Linked DNA regions of Homo sapiens: region 1 is linked to region 2. Evidence: chromatin contacts called from ENCODE Hi-C or POLR2A ChIA-PET data. All regions are on one chromosome and are shown on one strand. The core of a region is the stretch at or near the end of the contact, and the rest is flanking DNA. Distances in the headings are between cores, read along the strand shown.

Region 1 (7,048 bases), core at 4,258-6,757, 120 kb before region 2:
AGTAGGTGACTTTGGAGCACATTTTTGAAGAAAGACCATGAGCTTGATGAGCAGGCAAGAGACAAAGGGCATTCCTACAGGGAAAACGGCGAAGGCAAAGACAGAGATGTGAAGCTGCATGCGGGGTTAGAGAAACCTTGCCTGGTAAGGAAGGGCTTCAGAAGCGTGTGGGGCAGAGAAGAGAGGCATCCCTACCTCGCAGCTCATGAACAGACTGCTATGTGCTCTGCAGATCACCAGAGGCCAGCATTTCATCCGAGGTTTGTTCCTGCTTCCTACTCCCCTCTCCCTGAACCCCCAAACCTGGCTTCTAATGGCCCCTTGCTCAGGGTATGCAAACCTTTTGATATTGGCTGAAGGCAGTGCTTCTCAAGCTTTAATATGCTCAAGAATCACCTGGAGATCTTGTTAAAAATGCAGATTCGGGCCAGGCATAGTGGCTCACACCTGTAATCCCAGCACTTTGGGAGGCCGAGGCGGGTGGATCACAAGGTCAGGAGATCGAGACCATCCTGGTAACATGGTGAAACCCCGTCTCTACTAAAAATACAAAAAAATTAGCCGGGTGTGGTGGTGGGCGCCTGTAGTCCCAGCTACCCAGGAGGCTGAGGCAAGAGAATGGCATGAACCCAGAAGCCGGAGCTTGCAGTGAGCCAAGATTGCGCCACTGTGCTCCAGCCTGGGCGACAGAGTGAGACTCCGTCTCAAACAAAAACCAAAAAGAAAAAAAAAAAAAATGCAGATTTGGATTCCTTGGGACTGGGGTGGGGCCTGTAGCACTGCCTTTCTCACAGACTCCCAGGTGACACCCATGATGCTGGCCTGGGGACCACACTTTGAAAAGTGAGGCTGTAAGGTAAATAACTAGGGAGGCTCTCTATAGCCTCAACGAGGCATTCCAAAGGTAAAAGGAAACTACCTTCCTTTGAATTATCTGTAACACTGCTTCTCCCAGCAGGGTAGGTAATTGAGAGCTGTCTAATAAAACCTTCACTGATAAATAACCCTGGGCACAAATGCCAAAACCACAGGGCTTCACTCCTAAAAAAGCACATCTTTGACACTGGTGTCTTCATTCGGCAAAACACCTCTTAGAGCTGCTGCTTCCCAGACTTTCACTGGCTCCTGGGGAAGGCTTACTCTTTCGGAGCAGATGGGTGTCTGGAGGCCCAAGTGGGTTGTGGGGAAGTTCCGGGGTAGCTCTCCCCCTCTCTTGCCTTGGCTCTGCCTGCTACTGCCCCTCACCCTTGATCTAGCTCCTCCTGACCCTTGGTCCTGGGGGGCTGAGTTGGATGAAGACTGTTCTAAGTCTGGATACGTAGTTTCTCTTTGCTGAATTCTGGATAGAAACAGATCTTCTGGATCCACTTCTTGCCTCAGATGCCCCCAAAATAGGAGCTTCTGGACCTAATGTGAGACCAAGTGAGACAGGCAAGCAGCTTCCTTCAGTTTCTGGGCCTCACGGGCACCCTCTGCTGCATTAAGAAAAAAAGAGGAGGCCGGCTACGTCAAACCAAAAATCTCTGGCAACGGGGCAGAGCTGACATGTGTCTGCGGCAGCATGGATGGCTGTGCTGCAGAGTGGGACTTGGCAGTGCACGCCTAAGCGGGAGCTGAGGCCCGGCTTGTGCCAGTCCACCCCTCCGGGCACAGCTGTGAGCTGCTGACAGCGGGGTAGACCTCAGGGCCGGAGGGCACTGGGGATGGGGCCAGGCATGGCCACTGAAGGAGACTTTTCTTCCAGGCTGCCCCACCTCTCCTTCCCTGCAATTCTGCCCTGTGGGCCCTGTGTTTTGTGAATGGGCCAGCCAGAGCCAGACCCTAGGGATGGGACAGAGGCACTTGGGGACAGAATCTGTGTGTGATCTGGGCAGGGACAACCACAAAGGGCTCTTAGACTACCCACCCTTCTGCCTTCTGGCAACTCTGCCTCAAATCCCTGGCCCCCTTGCTCCTCCCCAGCCCAGAACAGCTTGAGAGGCCTTGGAAGGATTTCATTTCCTCCGCAGTGTCTACTTTCCTCCCTTAGCTCTCCAGATTCATTAATTCACTCAGGTGTGCCCCTGTACAGTCATTCACCGTCTGCTGACGAAGTTTCTGCCCTGAGCCAGGCACTGTGCTGGATTCTCACTGTTTCTCCATAGCCTGCCTCTTAGCCCTTGCTTTTATGTCACCTGCAGGGGCTAATTGCTTCATGTGTCTTGTTGGTCTTCTCTTCCCTGTGCCTTTCTAGACAACCTGGAGGTAGCTCCATTTATCCTTCCCTTGGTGCTAAGCAATGTGGAATGCTGGAGACACCCAGAGTTTCACGAAGACCTTGGTTTGAATCCTGACTCTGCCCTTAAACTCTCATATGTAAACTTGGGTGGGTTGAGCCCCATGAACCTCTGTTTCCTCATTTGCCACTAGAAAAAGAATAGGCCGGGCGCAGTGGCATATGCCTGTAATCCTAGCACCTTCGGAGGCCAAGGTGGGCAGAGCACCTGAGGTCAGGAGTTCGAGACCAGCCTGGACAACATGGTGAAACCCCGTCTCTACTAAAAATACAAAACTTAGCCAGGCATGATGATGGGTGCCTGTAATCCCAGCTACTTAAGAGGCTGAGAAGGGAAAATTGCTTGAACCTGGGAGACGCTGGTTGCAGTGAGCCGAGATCACACCACTGCACCTCAGCCTAAGCAGCTGAGTGAGACTCCGTCTTAAAAAAAAAAAAAAAAAAAAAAAAAAAAAAAAAAAAGAATAAAGGCCAGGTGCAGCGACTCATGCCTATAATCCCAGCACTTTGGGAGGCCAACGCGGGAAGATCACTTGAATCCAGGAGTTCGAGACCAGCTTGGCCAACATAGTGAAACCCTGTCTGCACTAAAAATACAAAAATTAGCTGGGCGTGGTGGCAGGAGCCTGTAATCCCAGCTACTTAGGAGGCTGAGGCAGGAGAATCACGTGAACTTGGGAGGTGGAGGTTGCAGTGAGCCAAGATTGTGCCACTGCACTCCAGCCTGGGCCACAGAGTAAGCCTCTGTCTGAACAACAACAACAAAAGAATAAAGAGAAAAAGAAAAAGAAAAAAGAAATTATGGTGGCGGGAACCTGTAAACCCAACTACTCAGGAGGCTGAGGCAGGAGAATCACTTGAACCCGGGAAGCGGAGGTTGCAGTGAGCCAAGATCATGCCACTGCACTTCAGCCTGGGCCACAGAGTGAGATTCCATCGCAAAAAAAAAAAAAAAAAAAAAAAAAAAAAAATAATAATAATAATAATAATAATAAAATAAATAAATTAAAAAAAAAGAAAAAGGAAAAAGAAATCACCTATCCCAGGGTTAAGATTAAACTGACAGGGTGGGGGCGCGGTGGCTCACACCTGTAATCCCAGCACTTTGGGAGGCTAAGGTCGGTGGATCACGAGGTCAGGAGTTCAAGACTAGCATGGACAAGATGGTGAAACTCTGTCTGTACTAAAAATACAAAAATTAGCCAAGCATGGTGGCAGGCATCTGTAATCCCAGCTACTTGGGAGGCTGAGGCAGGAGAATTGCTTGAACCTGGGAGGTGGAGGTTGCAGTGAGCCAAGATCGCGCCACTGCACTCCAGCCTGGGAGAGAGAGCGGGACTCCATCTCACACACAAAAAAAGAAAAGATTAAACTGAGATACCACAGGCTGAGCATGGTGGCTCACGCTTGTACTCCCAGCACTTTGGGAGGCTGATGCAGGTGGAACACTTGAGGTCAGGAGTTCGAGACCAGCCTGGCCAACATGGTGAAACCCTGCCTCTACTAAAAATACAAAAAAATTAGCTGGGGGTGGTGGCACGTGCATGTAGTTCCAGCTACTCTTGAGGCTGAGACACAGGAATTGCTTGAACCCAGAAGGCAGAGATTGCAGTGAGCTGAGATTGCACCACTGCACTGCAGCCTGGGTGACAGAGCGAGACCCTGTCTAAAAAAAAATAATAAAATAAAAAAATAAAAAATTGAGATATCACATGTAAAGTGCTTGGCACAGAGTTTATGCTCAAAAATATTAGTTGCTCCCTGTTTGGTACACAAAGGGCCCATCACAAATGCAGGTGACTGCTGCATGCGAATCTCTGCCCTACTTAACCATCTCCCCAGGAGTATGGGGGTCACCTCTGCTTAGGACCACCTTGGACTCCACCCACCAAGTTCTCCTACTTATGACGTTAGCTTATTTTTTCTTCCTTCTTCAAAAGAAAAGTTTTAAACATACACAAAAGAAGAGAGAACTATATGACAAACCCTTTACACCCATCACCAGCTAGTTTCAATTATCAAGCAAAACAACTAGTCTCGTGTCACCTATTCTCCCATCTCTTTTTTTCGTTGAATATATATATATGTATTTTTGAGATGGAGTCTCACTCTGTGGCCCAGGCTGGGATGTAGCGGAGTGATCTCGACTCACTGCAACCTCCGCCTCCCAGGTTCAAGCAATTCTCCTGCCTCAGTCCCCCCAAGTAGCTGGGATTACAGGCACACGCCACCACACCCGGCTAACTTTTGTATTTTTAGTAGAGACAGGGTTTCACCATGTTAGGGAGGCTGGTCTCGAACTCCTGACCTCAGGTGATCTGCCTGCCTCGGCCTCCCAAAGTGCTGGGATTACAGGTGTGAGCCACCCCGCCCGGCCACCCATGTGTGTCTTTAACAGATAGAGATGTTAAAGGACAAAACCACATTTTATCAGACCCAACAAAATTAAGAATGATTCATTAATACAATCTACTATGTAGTTCATATTTAACTTTTCCCAATTGTCTCAAAAACTTTTCTTTCCTGTTGATTTGTTTGAATCAGGTTTATCCAAAGGCCTGTGTTACATTCAATTGTAAGATCTCTTGGGTATTTTTCTATCAGCCTGCTTCAACATGTTCTGTTTTCAGAGGAAACGCTAGAATGAGGAAAGCATTACCCCTTGAAAGTCTCTCCAACTCACTTTCCTGAACCCTTTTCAATAACACAAAAACAAGCATCTCCTTTTTTTTTTTAGGTTTTTTTTTTTTTTTTCCCTCTGGAGGCAGGGCCCAGGCTGGAGTGCGGTGCAGTAGCTGGGACAAGAGGCATGCGACATTATGCCTGGCTAAATTTTGTATTTTTAGTAGAGATGGGTTTTGCCATGTTGCCCAGGCTGGTCTTGAACTCCTGGACTCAAGCAATCCATCCGGCCTCCCAAAGTGCTGGAATTACAGGTGTGAGCCACTGCGTCAGCCTGGGGGTGTTTTTAAATGATAAAAGGTGTTTCCCTTTCCAGAATCTTTAAAATAAATGGATTCCTCTAATAGCTTTCAAAATCCAACAATCATCCCAGTGAAGTCAAAAAGCAGGGTTTGTATTATTTCTTGTTTTAGAGGGTAAAAATTTCTGGGATTTTGTTCTTTTCAAAATGACTTTTTTATGCCCTCCCACCTGCTTTTTGAAATCCACCAACCACAATATTTACCCCATCCCCCTTTTCTCTCCCCCCCATCTCTCTCTCTCTCCTTTACACACTCCCTCTCTCTCTCTTTTTAGCAGCAACATACAAGCCGGCCATATTAGAGAGATGGAAATAAAGCTTCCTTAATGTTGTATATGTCTTTGAAGTACATCCGTGCATTTTTTTTTAGCATCCAACCATTCCTCCCTTGTAGTTCTCGCCCCCTCAAATCACCCTCTCCCGTAGCCCACCCGACTAACATCTCAGTCTCTGAAAATGCACAGAGATGCCTGGCTACCTCGCCCTGCCTTCAGCCTCACGGGGCTCAGTCTCTTTTTCTCTTTGGGTAAGTTAGACACATCTGCATGCTCCCGAGGGTTCAGAAGTGTAGCCGCAATGTGAAGAGGATGGGGGCAGGGGATAGGAAAGAAGACATTGCTAGCGCTTTCCCTCTGTGTCCTTGGGAGGGGAGGTGCTGGGGACTGGAAGGGACGTTGCTGGGGAGTGCAGAACCCTGGGACTACTTAGTCACAGAAATGTTGGGTCAGGGGATCTGAGTGTTGCTGGGGGCTGACAATTGTCAAGGGAGGTGAATCTTCTCTGGATTTCCCCTAAGTGGACCTACGTGGCGGTGGGGCAGAGAGTGGATTGACCTGCAGTCTCTTCAGGGATTATTTTTTGGAGTTGCTGCAAATGCGGGGTCCTGGGACTTAATGCTCCCTTAAGGGGCTTCTTTTCAGAAGCTTGATCCTGGTGGATTTAGGGTATTAGGAGAGTGTGCAGGGGAGCTGGTGGCAGAAAGTTGAGTCTGGGTCTGGCTTCTTGGCACTCGGTCTCACTGATCTGTTGGAACGTGTGTGGGAGTAGGTGGGAAGCGGGCTTGGGGAATGATGTCTGGGTTGGGAGGAGACCTGCTGAGGCACGCACTGATGGAGAAGGCACCTTTGGCTTGGGCCGGATGGAATGGAGGAAGGGCCAGGTGTAGAGATTCAGGAAAAAAATGGAACCCACAGGCTGAGCGAGGTTGCAGCCCTTTAAATCCAGCCTCAGAACTGCCCAGCCCAGTCTTGCAGACTGTCCTGTCAAGTGTTTGTATTTGACCACTCAGAGACTTCCTGGTGGGGAAGTGGGCTAGAAAGTTATTTGCAAGCCTGCTTTGTAGAGTTTCATTCTTGCTCCTAAACTTACTTATTGCTGGAGCAGCAACTGAGAGTCAAGTCCAAGGACTGTTGATGGAACTATTCCCCACCACAAAGGCTCTCTCTCTTTCTGTGGTGTGATGTGCTGGGTTTGGAGTAGGAGTGCTAAACACAGACAGTGCAGAGGCCCTGCCAGCCTGCTTTGCTGAGTTACTTGGCATATTAACATCAGAGCAGGAATGCTATGGAATCTCTGGCAGGACCTGGGTTTCAAGCCACCTTTGTCATTTACGTAATGATCACAGGCAAGTTACTCAACCCCTCTGAGCTTCAGTTCCCTCCCGGGTAAACTAAAGAATGCCTACTGCCTGACGTGTTTGTGATTTGGTGCATGGCAGGAACTCAACGATGGCTAACATAAGAATGCTTTTCGTGAGCCCAGGCACTGTGTATCTTGTTTAGCCCTCACAG
Region 2 (6,982 bases), core at 2,089-4,588:
GATCAACTTGGTGAAATCCTGCCTCTACCAAAAAATACAAAAATTAGCCAGGCATGGTGGCGCGCACCTGTAATCCCAGCTTCTCAGGAGGCTGAGGTAGGAGAATCGCTTGAACCTGGGAGGTGGAGGTTGTAGTGAGCAGAGATCGGGCCACTGCACTCCAGCCTGGGTAACAGAACAAAGCTCTGTCTCAAAAAAAAAAAAAAAATCCTGAAAATATAATTCTGGAAAAAATAATGAAAACATTCATTAAAACATATTTATTTACATTTCAAAGGGGATTTATATTGGAAACATATAAAAACACAACAGGACACTTTATAGTGTACATTACACAATAAAATAGGCAGTGATAACATACATATTTTTGCACGCATAAACACTCAGGTAATGACGGTTGCATGGGTATAAGAGTTATGAGCAGATGAACCATGTTCATAAAGAAATAGGTCAAAAAGGGCAAGATGTAAATCCATGGCACCGTGGTTGTTACTTGTGTGCACCCAGCTTTATAACTGGTCATCTGAAACAACAGCATGAGCAACCAAAGTCTCTGGATGAGTTTGATCAAAAACTTCAATGGATCATCACCAAAAATGCAGCTGTCTATCCATGGAGCTGCATTCCAAGCTGCAAGGAGCTGAGATTCCAAGAAAATTTAACTTCACAAAGGCAGATGTACAGAAAGGACATCTCTTTATCTAATGAGAAAATGTCAATGTTTTTCTGTACATGCACAATGCGTCCACACAAAGTTGACATGGTGATAATGCACTTTCAGGGAGCCAAATTTGAAAACAAACAAGCAAACAAACAAACAAAAAAACAAGAACAAACAAAAAAACAAAACAAAAAAATCCCAAAAACCCCCAAAACCCTGCATAAAACAAATTCGAACTCTCTAAAAGTCTATATAACTTATACCTCCAGTCTTGCAAATGATGCAAAGATGAAATACCTAGCATAGGGAATTGTAAAAAATCATGCTGAAAATTTAAAATAGTGAAAAAGGAAGGAAAAAAACAACAAAAAACGATCCTGTGATTGTGATTTTTGGGATTTTAGATGTTAGGGGTTTAGACTTTAGAGATTACAATCTTTCAGGATTTTAACATTTGAGGTTACAGTGTTTGCGATTGTGTCTTGGTCCAACTCCTCTTTTTCCTCTCTGAGACCTTGCAGGCAGATGTGGAGACCACATCACTGTCAGAGGAACAGGGGCTGGGGTGGGGGTCTTTGGGACCTTGAATGAGATGAGTTCTCAAAGCTTCCAGGCTAAAGAATAACATAAATGGTAGGACTTGAGCCTCCAAGTGAATAAGAGCCTTGTAAACACATTGCTTTAGGGAATTAAAGAGCTATGCTGGATGTCCAAGGAAGGCCCCACCCGTTGCCTCTAGTTCTTGGGGGAAGGCAACATTTCAGCCACCAGAGGGCGCTCAGGTTGCAGGAATGGTTTCTCAGGACTGCTGTTTGGAGGAGTTGAATAAGGAATCCAAGGAAGGGTTGCCAGAGCATGGGAGCCATGCAGGTGGGACTCCAGGACTGAAGTCCGACCTTTTCAGTCACTCTGCCATTGTCCCTGGCTGAGGCCATCAGTTAATTCATTTATTCAAGGAACATTTGCCCTGTACCTGGGAGCCCTGAGCTAGTAAGCTTTGTGTGTGTGTGTGTGTGTGTGTGTGTGTGTGTGTGTGTGTGTGTGTTTTAGAGAGTCTTGCTCTGTCACCCAGGCTGGAGTGCAACGGCATGATCTCGGCTCACTGCAACCTCTGCCTCCTGGGTTCAAGCGATTCTCTGGCCTCAGCCTCCCAAGTAGCTGGGATTATAGGCGCCCTGCCAACACGCCTGGCTAAATTTTGTATTTTTAGTCGAGATGGGGGTTTCACCATGTTGGCCAGGCTGGTCTTGAACTCCTGACCTCAGGTAATCCACCCGTCATGGCCTCCCTAAGTGCTGGGATTCCGGGTGTGAGCCACCGGACCCGGCTGTGAGCTAGTAGGCTTTGGAGACACAGAATCAGATAAGCCTGTCTGGACCCTGGAGGAACCACAGCCTAGGCTGGGAGGTGGACCTTCAACAGTGCAGTCCCCTGTGGGGTATTTGTGCTATGACAGAGGGACATGCTGAGCGTGGTGGCAGCACCCAGGATGAAGTGTTGATTCTGTCTGGGACCTGGGAGAAGGCTTCCTATTGTTGGAAGTATTTGCTGTGGGTCTCGGAGGGTGAGCAGGAGTGCCCCAGGCTGAGAGGTTCCAGGAGAGGCAGGCAGGGGCACATTATAAGCCAATGCCTATGTTTGGCTGGACAGAGAAATGCCCAGGTGGGGGTCGTGGGATGTGGCTGGAAGGAAGGGGGCGTAGGCGATCACGTTAGGGAAGAGCTAGGGGCTTATCTCAGAGGAGAGAAGCATTCTATGTGGGAGCCAGGGCAGACTCAGGTTCTGTGGGGGCCTGAGGCTTACATAGTTTTGAGGCTTTCTTAGATGAAGAATACAAAATTATAAATACAAACTTAGGAAGAGGGACTTGGAAGGGTCCGTACAAGTGAGCGGCTTGAAGCTTAGCTTGTTGGCCTCCTGGCAAATCCTCCTCTGCGTGGGAGACACATCTTCCACAATCTCCCTGCTTCCCTGCAGGGCCCCAGCCTGCCCTCAGCAGCTCCCCGCTTGCAGCAAACCACCCACTTCCCTCTCACTCCTGCCTCTCGCCCTTCTTTTGTCCCCTGGAGTCCTGAGCAGCCGTAGAAGGCCGGACGCGGGAAACTGGAGTCTGAGTTTTCCTCTGGGGAAAGGGAGGCAGAGCTGCACAGCTGTTGGGGGACGTGGGTGGGGATGACCTTTTCTATGGTGTTTATGCAAAGAGCACCCGCTACCCGCATTGTTCCAAGAGTTGCCTTTGAACCTGGACAGCAACTCTTATTCCCGCTTTAAACAATGTACAGTGTGGAAGAGTTCCCGCTCTTTGCCAGGCACTTTCACACCTCTCATGTCATCAGCGCCATGTTCTAGGGAGGCAGGCAGTACTGTTCCCTCTGCAGAAGGTTCATGATTCAGACACCTGGCAGGTGGGACCTCACACCTAGCACTCTCCCTGCGTCACCCGTGTCTCTTGTTCACAATCAACCCAAGAGTATTAGTATTAGTATAGTATTAGTATTAGTATTAGTATTAGTATTAGTATTAGTATCAACCTAAACTAAGATTGCCCTGCTGGGGCACCAGTACAGGAAAATGTGTCACTGTAGAGGTGAAACCACAGATGACATGGCTGGCTTTGTTATTCTCCCCTTCCTGTGGTGTGTTTTGATGGTAAGGGTGTGCACAGGTGGGGTGGAGCTGGCAGCCCTTGTTACACTGTCTGCACTGTAGTGAGAGTTCTCACCGTTACCCCCTTCTTGGGCTGTTGGGAGAGCTCTCGCCTGGGTTTAACCTCAATTTCAGGCTATCACCAGTGCAATGGATCGCTGAGACTCAGCCCTGATTTGCAAGATCTGCTGGGTGTTCAATATGAGGGTCTCATCCAGGGCATGGGGAGGAGAGAAGTGGCCGCTAATTTAAGTTGCCTTTAATCAAATAAAGAAAACCGAGCATCCAGCTGTGTTAGACTGTGCTAGGATAGTGCCGAATCAGGCATGGCCTTGTCCTCATGGCTCACTTCAGCATCCACGAATGGCTCCTGTGTGCCAGGCAGTGAGCTGGCTTGTGGGAGACCCAGGGGTGGGTGAGCAAGCTGTGTGCCTGAGTGTGAGAAACTCCCATCTGTTTCAGGATGTCAGCCTTTGTTATAAATCCACAGAGAACAATACAAGGCATAGCATCGTCTGTACAAAACTGGATAGGATAGTTTCTCTGCTTCTTGTGCCACCAGTTAGAATAAAAGACAATGCCTCCGATATCCACTGGTCCTTTCTTGGCTCTGCATACAGGCAAACATGAGCCTGCCTCTACCTCCCTCACACATCTTCACAAAAGCCCAGAGCAATCCCTTCTGTCTCTCCTGCTTTACTAAAGGATGAGAATCAGAAATAGGGGAATGGAATGAATCAAAGCATCTTCCCTGCCCCCAGATAAGCTCTTCTGCAGATAGGGTGGGGATGGATTGGGGGAGGTCACTGGAGCCATTTTCTACAAAGGATGCTCAAAGGTTTGGAAGTCCTGGGTCTGGGATTCAAGATGCATCCCTGTGGCAGAGGTGACAAAGGAGAGAGGAATCATCCAAGTATTTAGGTGTTTCAATGCTTCGGGCAGATCTACAAAACCCCAAAGCCTCTGAACTTGCAACCAATCAAAGCAACCCTGATTTATCCTATTTTCTGCAACATGCATGCATCGGCCGGCACTTATGATGAGGAAGCAAGGGTGGGGGCTAGAAGAGTGAGTGAAATGGAGGCTTTGAGGCAGGAGGACTGCGGGGGTGCTCAGGATGGGTGACCGCCACTTTGTATGTGTCAGTTGTTTCTGCTCCCCACCTTCTTGCCCAAGGTCTGGTGGGGATAAACGGAGAACCAAAGCTGCCTTGGGTCTCCAGATGGCAGGGGCAGCTGATGGTTGGTGTCAGTGGCTGGGTGCTAGTGCCCAGCTCACCTGGGCTGTGCATGACTCTGGCCCACTTGAGCCAGACTTGGCTTTGTCTGGGCAGGGGCCTTGGCCTAGGTTCCCCCAGCTGGCACCCCGTCTTTACAGACCTAGGAGCCCAGGAGGCCTGTGGGGCAACCTGTGCCTGGGATGCTGCCTGGGTGAAGGAAGATGTTCTGTGATTCCCCAAGGCCCTTTTCCTCTTCCATTACTTCATGTGACTCTCACAGCAATAGCACGAGGTATACATCACTCACCAGCCTCTTCATTTTATGGAAGACAACCTGGAAGGTCAGAGTGGCTCACCTGAGATTGTGCAACTGGTGTGTCCCAGGGCTGGGGCTCCAGCACACACTCCTCTGAAGGCAAGCCCTGTGCTCATTCCAGTACTGAGAGACTTCAAAGACCCTCTCTATATCCGCTCCCCACAAGGATCCTGGGCCCCTTGGTACCTTCTAGGCCCCAGTGACTCCACTTCAGCATGAGGTGGTTTGAACTCAGTGGCACAGGTCTCCACAACACCTCCCTGACTATCCTCCCTCAGCATCTAGTGTGGGAGGCACAGTTTGCACGGCGGACACATTGACGGCAATCCAAGGCAGGAGTAGTTAGTGAGGAACGTGGACTTACCCTTGCCAGACTCTTTAGATCACGCCTCCCATCAATAAACAATTTTGCGCATGCACTCTGATATTTATGTATTTATAAAGTATATTTGTATTTATACTCAAACATATATGACCATTAAAAAGCACACACGCAAAAATTAAATTAAAAGCATTAAGGATGGGCCAGGTGCGGTGGCTCATGCCTGTAATCCCAGCACTTTGGGAGGCCGAGGTGGGTGGGTCACCTGAGGTCAGGAGTTCGAGACCAGCCTGGCCAACATGGCAAAACCCCGTCTCTACTAAAAATACAAAAATTAGCCGGGCGTGGTGGTGTGTGCCTGTAATCCCAGCTACTCAGGAGGCTGAGGCAGGAGAATTGCTTGAACCCAGGAGGTGGAGGTTGCAGTGAGCAGAGATCGCGCCACTGCACTCCAGCCTGGGTGACAGAGCAAGGCTCTGTCTCAAAAAAAAAAAAAAAAAAAAAAAAAAATTAAGGGTGGAACAAACATGCGAGAATTGCAGCTTCCCTTCAAATCACTCACAGACGGTTCTGGGGTCCCCAGCCAGTGTCTCAAATTCAATGTTTGGACCAGTCTCCCGGCCACTCTTGGCAGGGGCCATTGCCCCTCTCTGGCTCTGTGTGGCATTGTCTCCTGTGGTCCCTGGTGCCAGGGCAGTGGCTACCCTGTGGAGGCCTGGAAAAGATCCCTGACCCCTGCCCACCCCTGACGTTGCTGCTAAAGCTCACGCTGGCAATGTCCCTGGGAAGTTTAGTGAAATAGCGCTCTTACTTAAAAAAATATATTTTTGGTTGCAAAAGTAGTACATTATGATTATTGGCAAAATCATCATCGTTTTCACTTGCTTTTTTTTTTTTTTTTTTGCAGCTCTTCAGCCTAGGCGATAGGCATGAGGCTGCAGGAGGAAGGAAAGCTGAAGGGCAGGTTTTCCCCTTCCCCATCCTGGCCCAGGACCTGTGACACTTCACTCCTTTAGGTCATGTCCTTTCTAGAAAGCACCTCCATCTCTTCCGGGATGGCCTGCTGTTTGGCTATTACTCATGTGTTTAATCTAGGGCCGTGTTTTTTGTTTTTTGTTTTCTGTTGTTTTTTTCCCCCATACTTTATGACTTTTGCATCATTCCTGAGCCAGCTGTATCATTATTTACTTAATTTCTTTCTTTCTTTCTCTCTTTCTCTCTCTCTCTCCTTCCTTGCTTCCTTGCTTCCTTGCTTCCTTCCTTCCTTCCTTCCTTCCTTCCTTCCTTCCTTCCTTCCTTCCTTCCTTCCTTCTTTCTTTCTTCCTTTCTTTCTTATTGAGATGGAGTCTCGCTCTGTCATCCAGGCTGGAGTGCAGTGGCGCAATCTAGGCTCGCTGCAACTTCCACTGCCCAGCTTCAGGTGATTCTCGTGTCTCAGCCTCCTGAGTAGCTGGGACTACAGGAGCACGCCAGCAGGTCCAGCTAATTTTTTTTGTATTTTTAATAGAGACTGGGTTTCGCCATATTGGCCAGGCTGGACTCAAACTCCTGACCTCAGGTGATCTGACCGCCTCAGCGGGATTACAACTGTGAGCCACCGTGCCCGGCCTAATATTTTTCTTAAATCTGACTCACTTTTTTAAATTAATTACTTCCTTTAACCTTGTTCTAAGACATAAAATCCACAAAATCAGGATTTGATATGCTAGTTAAGTCTCTTCTTAAAAACGTGAAAATAAATGCATAGCTATTAAAACAATAAATGGCTCCTGGGTACCACTATGATCACCTCCCATGTTACCAACGGATGCACCCCCA

What was found. Hi-C counts contacts between places; a loop is a spot of excess contacts on that map. ChIA-PET counts read pairs that join two places held with the same protein, here RNA polymerase II (POLR2A). Pooled maps may share reads with other maps.
Region 1: a map with no recorded cell type shows a loop between it and region 2 (2.8-fold over the local background). The contact joins the promoter of SCN2B here to the enhancer-like site in region 2. A Hi-C loop is called at or near these places in 1 of 168 maps with a recorded cell type or tissue (K562), 4 of 37 single-sample maps with no recorded cell type and 12 of 50 pooled maps. POLR2A ChIA-PET finds 5 or more read pairs at or near these places in 3 of 52 experiments (T-cell, activated CD8-positive, alpha-beta memory T cell and activated T-cell).

The regions. Positions count from the first base shown.
Region 1 is chr11:118,175,098-118,182,145 of GRCh38, reverse strand. It overlaps SCN2B (sodium voltage-gated channel beta subunit 2), which reads left to right and starts at 5,507. Exons shown (of 4, transcript NM_004588.5): 1 at 5,507-5,784. The coding sequence starts at 5,715.
Region 2 is chr11:118,048,032-118,055,013 of GRCh38, reverse strand. The region is part of intron 1 of SMIM35 (small integral membrane protein 35); the gene reads left to right. Among named protein-coding and RNA genes, the nearest start is that of TMPRSS4, 26 kb to the left of the region's middle. Within about 2 kb of position 3,338, at least 4 of the 41 ENCODE cell types and tissues checked have a DNase peak (open chromatin) inside an H3K27ac peak, as active enhancers do.